2 separate regions of the Homo sapiens genome follow, and region 2 is linked to region 1. A link is an interaction called in ENCODE POLR2A ChIA-PET data of the cell type or tissue named here. Cell type or tissue: MCF 10A. All regions are shown on one strand.

Region 1 (5,000 bases):
AAATTAAAACAACTGAACTCATAGAGATAGAGAGTAGAAGAATGGTTACCAGCGGCTGGGAAGGGTAGTTGGAGGTGCAGGTAGAGGGGAAGAGTAGATAGTTAATGGGTGCAAAAATGGTTACAAAGAATAAAGAAGACCTAGTATTTGCTAGCACAACAGGGTGACTATGGTAAAAAAAACAATGCAATTGCTCAGTTTAAAATAACTTACAGAGTATAACTGGATTGTTTGAAACACAAAGGATAAATGCTTGGGGTAATGGATACAGATATGATTATTATGCATTGCATGTCTATCTCAAAATATCTCATGTAACTCATAAATATATACAACTACTACGTATTCACAAAAATAAAAAATAAAAAGGGAATGATGAAAACTTTTTAGTTTAGTTTAGTTTTGTTTTGTTTGAGACAGGGTCTCACTCGTCACCCAGGCTGGAGTGCAGTGGCATGATCTCAGCTCAGTGCAACCTCTGCCTCCTGGGCTCAAGCAATCCTCCCACCTCAGCTTCCCAAGTAGCTGGGACTACAGGCATGAGCCACCACACCTGGCTGGCTGGCTATCTGTCTATCTATCTATCTATTTATTTTTAGAGACAGGTTTTTACCATGTCGCCCAAGCTGGTCTTGAACTCCTGGGCTCAAGCGATCCACCAGCCTCAGCCTCCCAAAGTGCTGGGATCATGGGCATGAGCCACTGCACCTGGCCGAAAACTTTCTTAATGTGATGAAGAACACTGATGAAGAAAAAAATACTAATAACATATTTAATAACAAGAAACTAAATGCTTTCTCTCTAAGATCAGGAACAAAGCAAGGATGTATACTTCCATCACTTCCATTCAACATTGCACTGGAGTAAGGCAAAAAAAAAAAAAAAAAAAAAAAAAAAAACACCAAGGCTGGAAGGAAAAAAGTTAAATTGTCTTTAATGGCAATGACATGAACTTTTATGCAGAATATCCTACTGTATCTACAAAAAATATACCAAAACTAATGTGTTTAGCAAGGCTGCAAGATACAAGCTAAATATACAAAAATTAATTGTACTTCTATATACTGCCAATGAAAAAATCAAGAAATTGCTATTTGAAAATATCATTCATAATGGCATCAAAACAAATAAACTACTTACCAATAGATTTAACAAAAGAACTGCAAGACTTATTCAATGAAAACTACAAAACATTGTTGAAAGAAATTTAAAGATCTAGGTAAATATAAAGATAGCCTATATTCATGGACTAGAATACTTAATATTGTTAAGATGGCAATACTTTCCAACTTGATCTACAGACTCAATGCAATTCCTATCAAATCTTAGCTGCCATTTTTTTTTTCAGAATTGGACAAGCTAATCCTAAAATTCATATGGAAATGCAAGTGACTCAGGATAGCTAAAGCAATGTTGAAAAGAATTAAGTTGGAAGACACACAATTCGAATTTCAAAATTTACTAAAAGCTACAGTAATCAAGATAGTGCAATATTGGCACATGGGTTGATCTATATAATAGAAGAATGGAATAGCACTGAAAATCTAGAAGTAAATTCTTCCACTTATGGGCAATTGATTTCTGACAGGCATGCCAAGAAAAGTCAGTAGGAAAAGAATACTTTTTTTGACCAGGCACAGTGGCTGATGCCTGTAATCCCAACATTTGGGAGGCTGAGGTGAGTGGATTGCTTGAGCCCAGGAGTTCAAGACCAGCCTGGACAACATGGTGAAACCGTGTCTCTACAAAAATAAAAAAAAACAAAAAATTAACCAGGTGTGGTGGCACACACCTGTAGTCCCGGCTACTCAGGAAGCTGAAGTGAAAGGATTGCTTGAGCCCAGGAGGCAGAGATTGCAGTGAGCTGAAATGGCACCACTGCACTCCAGCCTGGGTGACAGTGAGACACTGTCTCAAAAAAAAAAAAAAGTTCTAAAATCCAATGTGATGACTGCTCAACTCTGTGAGTATACTGAAAACTACTAAATCATATGCTTTAAATGGGTGAATTGCATTGTATGTGAATTTGATGTCAAATTATATCTTAATAAAGCTTAATAAAATATTAGCTAATATCTATAAGATTATTTGATCAACTTCTGCCTCCTCATTAGCTTATGGGCTCCAACAGTACATGACCCATGTCTGAGTTTGCTCCTCATTTTGCCTGCAGCACCTACCCCAGAGCTTTCATGCTATAGGAATTTAGAAAACATTTATTGAATTAATGATTAAATGGCTAGGGAAGGAGGGAGCAGGAGTTTGTTATTTTTCCTCAATCAACATACAGATTTAAGTACTTAGTTTGTTGGGAAAATATGTGACATAAGATCAGTGATTTCTACTTTGAGCCTCAGCATGTGGAGTCCAGCAACCTCGTGTTGCCACATGAGCAAACCACACCCTTGTGTAAACACCTGACAGTCTTATACTGAGGCTTTTGTTTCCACCCTCACTGGAACATAGCTCCCGGCTCTCTGCGTAAGCAAGTCTTGTATTTTTAGCACATGAAAATAAGCCCACAATACTGATAAAAGTCTAGAAGTTGGGTGCTATTTGTCTCTCCTCCTTCTCACACTCTTCTGATTCATCTAAGTTGCTCAATAAATATCTACGGAATGAAGAAATAAAGAAATGACTACATTTATTTTAACACATATTTGTTACTCCTTGCTACCTTTTAACTACCACATAAAACTGAACACTTTTCTTTTGAAAAATCAAGGTATGTGAGCCTGAACACTTTCTACTGGGGCAGCAGTCCAAGCACCTCTGACTTCTGAGTGCAAAAGAACCAGACTGCACTAAACAGAGCTGTGCTGTGATTATAAATCCAGGGTTCTTACATTTTGGAATGCCAGCAAATTACTCAGGGTTATTGTTTAAGTGCAGGTTTCTGGATCCCAACTCCCAGAGATTCTGATTCAGGGCTTCACATATCTCACTTTGTGAAATACTTGTCTAAATAGATCGGACAATTTACATGTATGACTTACTCTTGAAACAACAGGGAATAAGAAGGGCCTGGCAAAAAATAGCGATGAAATGATAAACTCTGAGATATTAATATATCTCAAAATAAATATTATAACACATGAGTATTTTTTATAGAGATGGGGTCTTGCCATGTTGCCCAGGCTAGTCTCAAACTCCTGAGCTCAAGCTATCCTCCCACAGTGCTAGGATTATACACGTGAGCCACTGCACCTAGCCCTAACACATGGCTATCTTAAGAAACACTTGGAGGGGCTCAGACGGCTTGCTGAAGCAAGTCAGGCCCGGGAATAAGTGGAATGTCACAGGTAAGGAACTATGACACTATTTCATTAAGGGCTACCAATAAAGTAGTCAGGTAAGCATTTTATAAACGAGAAAACTTCCTCCCAGAAGATGGAGGATATTTTATTTGCTCATTCAATAAAACATCTAAGCTGGGTCTGGGGGCTTGTGCCTGTAATCTCAGCACTTTGGGAGGCTGAGGTGGGAGGTTCACTTGAGCCCAGGAGTTCGATACCAGCCTGGGCAACCAGGTGAGACCCTGTCTCTAAAAAGAGCACAAAAATTTAGCCAGGCATGGTGGCGCACAGCTATAGTCCCAACTATTCAAGAGACTGAGGTAGGAGAAGCACCTGAACCTGGGAGGTCAAGGCCACAGTGAGCCGTGATCGTGCCACTGTACTCTAGCCTGGAAGACAAAGTGAGACCCTGTCTCAAAAAATAAAATAAAACAAAACATCTATTGAAAGCCTACTATGTCTTGGATAATATGCTCTGGATCTCACATCTGGTGGAGGAGAAATTCAAATCCAGATGTGTCTGATTCAAAATCCATGTTCTTTTCATTATAGTTCAAAATCAGCTGAAATGCCAAATCCATGGCTACTACCCTATCTCTCACCTCCCCTTCAAATCCAAACTTCTTGAAAGAGTTGTCTACACTGGCTATTTTTACTTCCTTACCTACCACTCATGTCTCAACCCACTATAAACTGGGCTGCCCCAAACACTACCTAATTCTCACCTAGGCCACTTATATATTTCGGGCTGCCCCAAACACTACCTAATTCTCACCTAGGCCACTTACGTATTTCCATTGTTGAACCTAATGGATACTTCTTGGTACTTATAGGATATCTTAAAACTTCTGACACTGTTTCCTACCCTCTCCTTTTTTAAATACTCTCCTTCTCTGGGGTCCATGATACCACACTCAGTTGGGTCTCTTCCTACTTCTCTGGACATCCCTTCTCAAGCTCTGCTACGGGCTTGTGTTGCTTTTTCTATCTGTGTGATGTTCTGCCTAGACCCTTCTCTTTTTCTAGATATTTTCATCTACTCCAATGGAACAAATTGCCATTTACACACTAAGGACTCCCAAGTATTTACCTTCAGCCCAGTTGTCATCTCTCCTATATATCCCATTGTTGTCTGGATATTTCCATGTGGTTATTCCATAGACATCTCGAACTCAACATTTCCAGAACTGAGTCATCATGTCTAACCAACTCCCTTCCCAACCAAAGTTGTTCTCCTGCACTTTTTTTTTTTCAGTAAATGGTTCTATCATCTACTGATTTGCCCAAGAATAAATCTATCATTTTTTCTATTTATTTATTTTTGAGACAGAGTCTCGCTCTGTCCCCCAGGCTGGTATGCAATGGCATGATCTCAGCTCACTGCAGCTTCCACCTCCCAGGTTCAAGCTATTCTCCTGTCTCGGCCTCCAGAGTAGCTGAGATTACAGGTGCATGCCAACACGCCCAGCTAATTTTTGTATTTTTTAGTAGAGACAGGGTTTTGCCATGTTGGCCAGGCTGGTCTCGAACTCCTGGCCTCAAGTGATCCACCCGCCTCTGCCTCCCAAAGTGCTGGAATTACAGGCATGAGCCACCATACCCGGCCAAAACCTATCATCTTTGATACATCCTTCCCTCTCCTTCTCCCATACCAAGTCAATCAAAAAGCCCTGATACCAATTAGATGATATCTCTTGAACACCT
Region 2 (5,000 bases), 110 kb after region 1:
GGGCGCCTGTAGTCCCAGCTACTTGGGAGGCTGAGGCAGGAGAATGGCATGAACCCAGGAGGCGGAGCTTGCAGTGAGCTGAGATTGCACCACTGCACTCCAGCCTGGGCTACACAGCAAGACTCTGTCTCAAAAAAAAAAAAAGAAATAAAATTGGCCAGGCATGGTGGCTCACATCTGTAATCCCAGCACTTTGGAGGCCAAGGCAGGTAGATCACCTGAGGTCAGGAGTTCGAGACCAGCCCAGCCAACATGGTGAAACCCCATCTCTACTAAAAATACAAAAATTAGCCAGGCATAGTGACGGACACCTGTAATCCCAGTTACTCAGGAGGCTGAGGCAGGAGAATTGCTTGAAACCGAGAAGCAGAGGATGCAGTGAGCCAAGATTATGCCATTGCACTGTGGCCTGGCCAACAAGAGCAAAACTCTGTCTCAAAAAAAAAGAAAAGAAAAGAAAAGAAAGAAATTGATTTTTGTATGTTAATCTTGTATCCTGGTGACTTTCCAAATTTATTTTCCAGTTCTAGTAACTTTCTTTTTTTTAATGTCAAAGGATTTTCTGTTTGAGCAATCAGATATAAGCAGTTTTACCACTTCCTTCACAATTTGAATCTTTCCAGTTTTTTTTTTCTTGCCTTATTGCACTGGCTAGAACTCCTAGTACAATATTGAAAAAAAAAATTTGGGCCAGGTGCAGTGGCTCACGCCTGTAATCCCAGCACTCTGGGAGGCTGAGGCTGGCGGATCACGAAGTCAGGAGATCGAGACCATCCTGGCTAACATGGTGAAACCCAGTCTCGACTAAAAATACAAAAAATTAGCTGGGCATGGTGGCGGGTGCCTGTATTACCAGCTGCTTGGGAGGCTGAGGCAGGAGAATGGCGTGAACCTGGGAGGCAGAGCTTGCAGTGAGCCGAGATCGAGCCACTGCACTCCAGCCTGGGTGACAGAGCAAGACTCCATCTCAAAAAAAAAAAAAAAGAAAAGAAAAAAATGTATGAGAATGGATATCTTTGCCTTGTTCCTATACTTAGGGAAAAACCTTTAATCTTTTACCATTCATGATATTATCTGTATGTTTTATGTAGATGCTTTATATCACATTGAGAAAATCCATTTTATTTCTAATTCACTGACATACGTTTACTTATTTATTTATATATTTCGAGACAGGGTCTCGTTCTGTTGCCCAGCTGGAGTGCAGGGGAGCAATCATAGCTCACTGCAACTTTTAACTCCTGGCCTCAAAGGATCCTCCCACCTCAGCCTCTCGAGTAGCTGGGACTACAGACTTGTGTCACCATGCCCAACTAATTTTTTTTTTTTTTTTTTTTTTTTGAGACGGAGTCTTGACAGAGTCTCACTCTGTCACCAGGCTGGAGTGCAGTGGTGCAATCTCAGCTCACTGCAACCTCCACCTCCCAGGTTCAAACAATTCTCCTGCCTCAGATTCCCGAGTAGCTGGGACTACAGGCATGTGCCACCATGCCCAGCTAATTTTTGTATTTTTAGTAGAGATAGGGTTTCACCATGTTGGCCAGGATCTCCTGACCTTGTGATGTGCCCACCTCGGCCTCCCAAAGTGCTGGGATCACAGGCGTGAGCCACTTGGCCTGGTCTAATTTTTATTTATTTGTTTTTTTTTTTTTTTTTTTTTTGAGAAAGGGTCTCACTTGGTAGCCCAGGCTGCAGTGCAGTGGTGCTATCATGGCTCACTGTAGCCTCGGCCTTCTAGGCTCTAGTGATCCTCCCACCTTAGCCTCCCAACTAGCTGGGACCACAGGTATGCACCACCATGCTCGACTAATGTTTTAATTTGTTTCTAGAGACAGGGTCTCCCTGTGTTGCCCAAGCTGATCTTGAACTCCTGGGCTCAAGCAATCCTCCTGCCTTGGCCTCCCAAAGTGCTGGGATCATAGACATGAGCCACCACGCCTGGCCTGACATTTGTTTTAGGTCTGAAATGGATATTGGACTTTGTTACATGCTTTTTCTGCATGTATTGAGAGATTACCATACAGTTTTTCTTTTTTAGTCTTGTTAATATGTTACATTGGTTTATTGACTATAATTTAAAGGATATCTCAACTTGAACTAGCTCCATTTTAAGGGCTCAGTATCTCATGCAAGATGAGGCTGGAAAAAGAAGTGGGTGGAGAATGATGACCTACGTCTTTTTTTGTTTGTTTGTTTGTTTGTTTTTGTTTATGTTTTTTGAGACAGGGTCTGGCTCTGTCACCCAGGCTGGAGTACAGTGGAGTGATCACAGGTTACTGCAACCTCTGCCTCCCAGGCTCAAGCTATCCTCCCATCACAGCCTCCTGAGTAGCCAGGACTACAGGCACATGCCACCGTGCCCAGCTAATTTTGTGTGTGTGTTTTTTTGTAGAGACAGGATTTTTCCATGTTGCCCAGGTTGGTCTCTAAACTCCTGAGCTCAAGCAATCCACCTGCCTCGGACTCCTAAAGTGCTGGGATTACAAGCATGAATCACCTCACCTGGCTGACCTGTGTTGTATGGACATAGGAACAATCAGGAACCAGAGTCTAAGGCTTTGCAAGAGAACTGGGATAGTCTGGAATTGTCGAATCCAAGGGCAGAAAGAAAAGGCAGGATCTGAAATAAAGAATCATCAAGTCAGGCATGGTGGTGTGCACTTGTAGTCCCAGCTATTCAGAAGGCTGAGGCAGGAGGGTTGCTTGAGGTCAGGAGTTCAAGGCTGAAGTACACTATGATCATGCCTGTGATTAGCCTAGCCAATATAGCAAGACCCTGTTTCTTAAAATAATAATAAAGAATAGCCAGGTATGGTAATGAGTCACTTGTGGTCTCAGCTACCCAGGACGCTGAGACACGAGGATCTCTTGAGCTCAGGAGTTCACGGCTGCAGTGAGCTATGATCATGCCACTGTACTCTAGCCTGAGTGATATAGCAAGATCTCATCTCTAAAAATTAAAATTAAAATTAAAATTAAAATTAAAAAGACCTGTTTGTTCAGACTTTTCTCTGTCACACTTCATCTTCAGAGAGAAGAATATTCCTTCCCTAAAGCTACAGAAAAGACACCTCTTATATGAGGGTCTTATGACGAGCTTTAGGGGGAGGTCAGAAAATTCTTCCTAGATTTTATGACCTGCTTCAGGGAAGAAGGGTGGGAGGAGGGTGAGAGTGACCTTTCTGCTCCTGCTGTTATTCAGTATACCAAGGTAGCATATTTTGGGTAGCATGTCTTGAACCCCAGCATTCCCTCTTATGACACTTCCCCAAGAAATTTCACAGTCCAAAAGCTGAGTTGATAGATTGTTCCATAATCCATTGAACTAGTCTCTCAGTTTGGGGAATAGTTCAGTCCACTTAAATGACTCTGTCCATTTGAATGTGGCAGGTGGGCTCCCACCAAAATTAGGCCTCTATATGGTAATAATAATAATTTAGGCCAGGCATGGTGGCTCACGCCTGTAATCCCAGCACTTTGGGAGGCCGAGGCGGGCATATCATGAGGTCAGGTGACCAAGACTATCCTGGCCAACATGGTGAAACCCCGTATCTACTAAAAATACAAAAATTAGCTGGGCGTGGTGGCACCTGCCTGTAATCCCATCTACTTGGGAGTCTGAGGCAGGAGAATTGCTTGAACCCAGGAGGCAGAGGTTGCAGTGAGCCAAAATTGCACCACTGCACTTCAGCCTGTGACAGAGCAAGACTCCCATCTCAAAAAAAAAAAAAAAAAAAGAATAATTTAATAAGAACATTTCTATGGAAACAAAAGAAAAACAAAGGTTAATGGTTGGAGCAAATTATAAACTCAGTTTCTGAGTCTGGAGAGCAGACAGTGGAGATTTATAGATTTGAGGCTTGAAGCATATCTTGTAATTTGAGTGTTGTGGTGGTATCATAGTGAATTTTCTGAGTGGCCCATACAGCATTAGGCACGAAGGTTGTCCATACCTGAGTTGTTATGGTGATGTCTCTAAAGTTTATATCAAGTTTTCCACTTGATATAAACTTGCAGAGCTTTGGGAAAAGGGCAGTGTGATGGTTAATACTGAGTGTCAACTTGATTGGATTGAAGGATGCAAAGTATTGATCCTGGGTGTGTCTATGAGGGTGTTACCAAAGGAGATTAACATTGGAGTCAGTGGGCTGTGAAAGGCAGACTCACCCTTAATCTGGGTGGGCACCATCTAATCAGCTGGCAGCACAACTAGCATATAAAGCAGGCAGAAAAACATGAAAACACTAGACTGGCCTAGCCTCCTAGCCTATATCTTTCTTTCATGCTGGATGCTTCCTGCCCTCAAACATTGGACTTCAAGGTCTTCAGCTTTGGAACTCAGACTGGCTTCCTTGCTCCTCAGCTTGCAGACGGCCTATATGGGAACTTGTGATCCTGTGAGTTTAATACACCTTAATAAACTCCCTTATATATATATATATATCCATATATATATGGATATATATATGGATATATATATGGATATATATATGGATATATATATGGATATATATGTGGATATATATGGATATATATGTGTATATATATGGATATATATGTGGATATATATGGATATATGTGTGGATATATATGTGCATATATATGGATATATATATGTGGATGTATATATGGATATATATATGTGGATGTATATATGGATATATATGGATGTATATATGGATATATATGGATGTATATATGGATATATATGGATAGATATATATGGATATATATGGATAGATATATATGGATAGATATATGGATAGATATATGGATATATATGGATATATATATGGATATATATATGGATATATATGGAGAGATATATATGGATATATATGGAGATATGTATATGGATATATATGGATATATATATGGATATATATGGATATATATGGATATATATGGATATATATATGGATATATATATGGATATATATGGATATATATATGGATATATATATGGATATATATGGATATATATGGATATATATATGGAT

What was found. ChIA-PET counts read pairs that join two places held together with the same protein. Peaks named below come from ENCODE experiments on the same cell type or tissue, not always from the same donor. Only the 100,000 strongest peaks of a DNase experiment are listed, where the experiment ranks them.
Region 2: POLR2A ChIA-PET joins it to region 1 with 5 read pairs; 4 of 35 experiments call an interaction of 5 or more read pairs at or near these places.

What each region holds. Positions count from the first base shown.
Region 1 is chr14:63,920,734-63,925,733 of GRCh38, reverse strand. The region is part of intron 2 of SYNE2 (spectrin repeat containing nuclear envelope protein 2); the gene reads right to left. Among named protein-coding and RNA genes, the nearest start is that of SYNE2, 70 kb to the right of the region's middle. In MCF 10A, no CTCF peak of the experiment used is centred here; DNase peaks (open chromatin) are centred at 2,443 and 2,893.
Region 2 is chr14:63,814,686-63,819,685 of GRCh38, reverse strand. It overlaps a transcript of SYNE2 not described here. Among named protein-coding and RNA genes, the nearest start is that of SYNE2, 36 kb to the left of the region's middle. In MCF 10A, no CTCF peak of the experiment used is centred here; no DNase peak of the experiment used is centred here.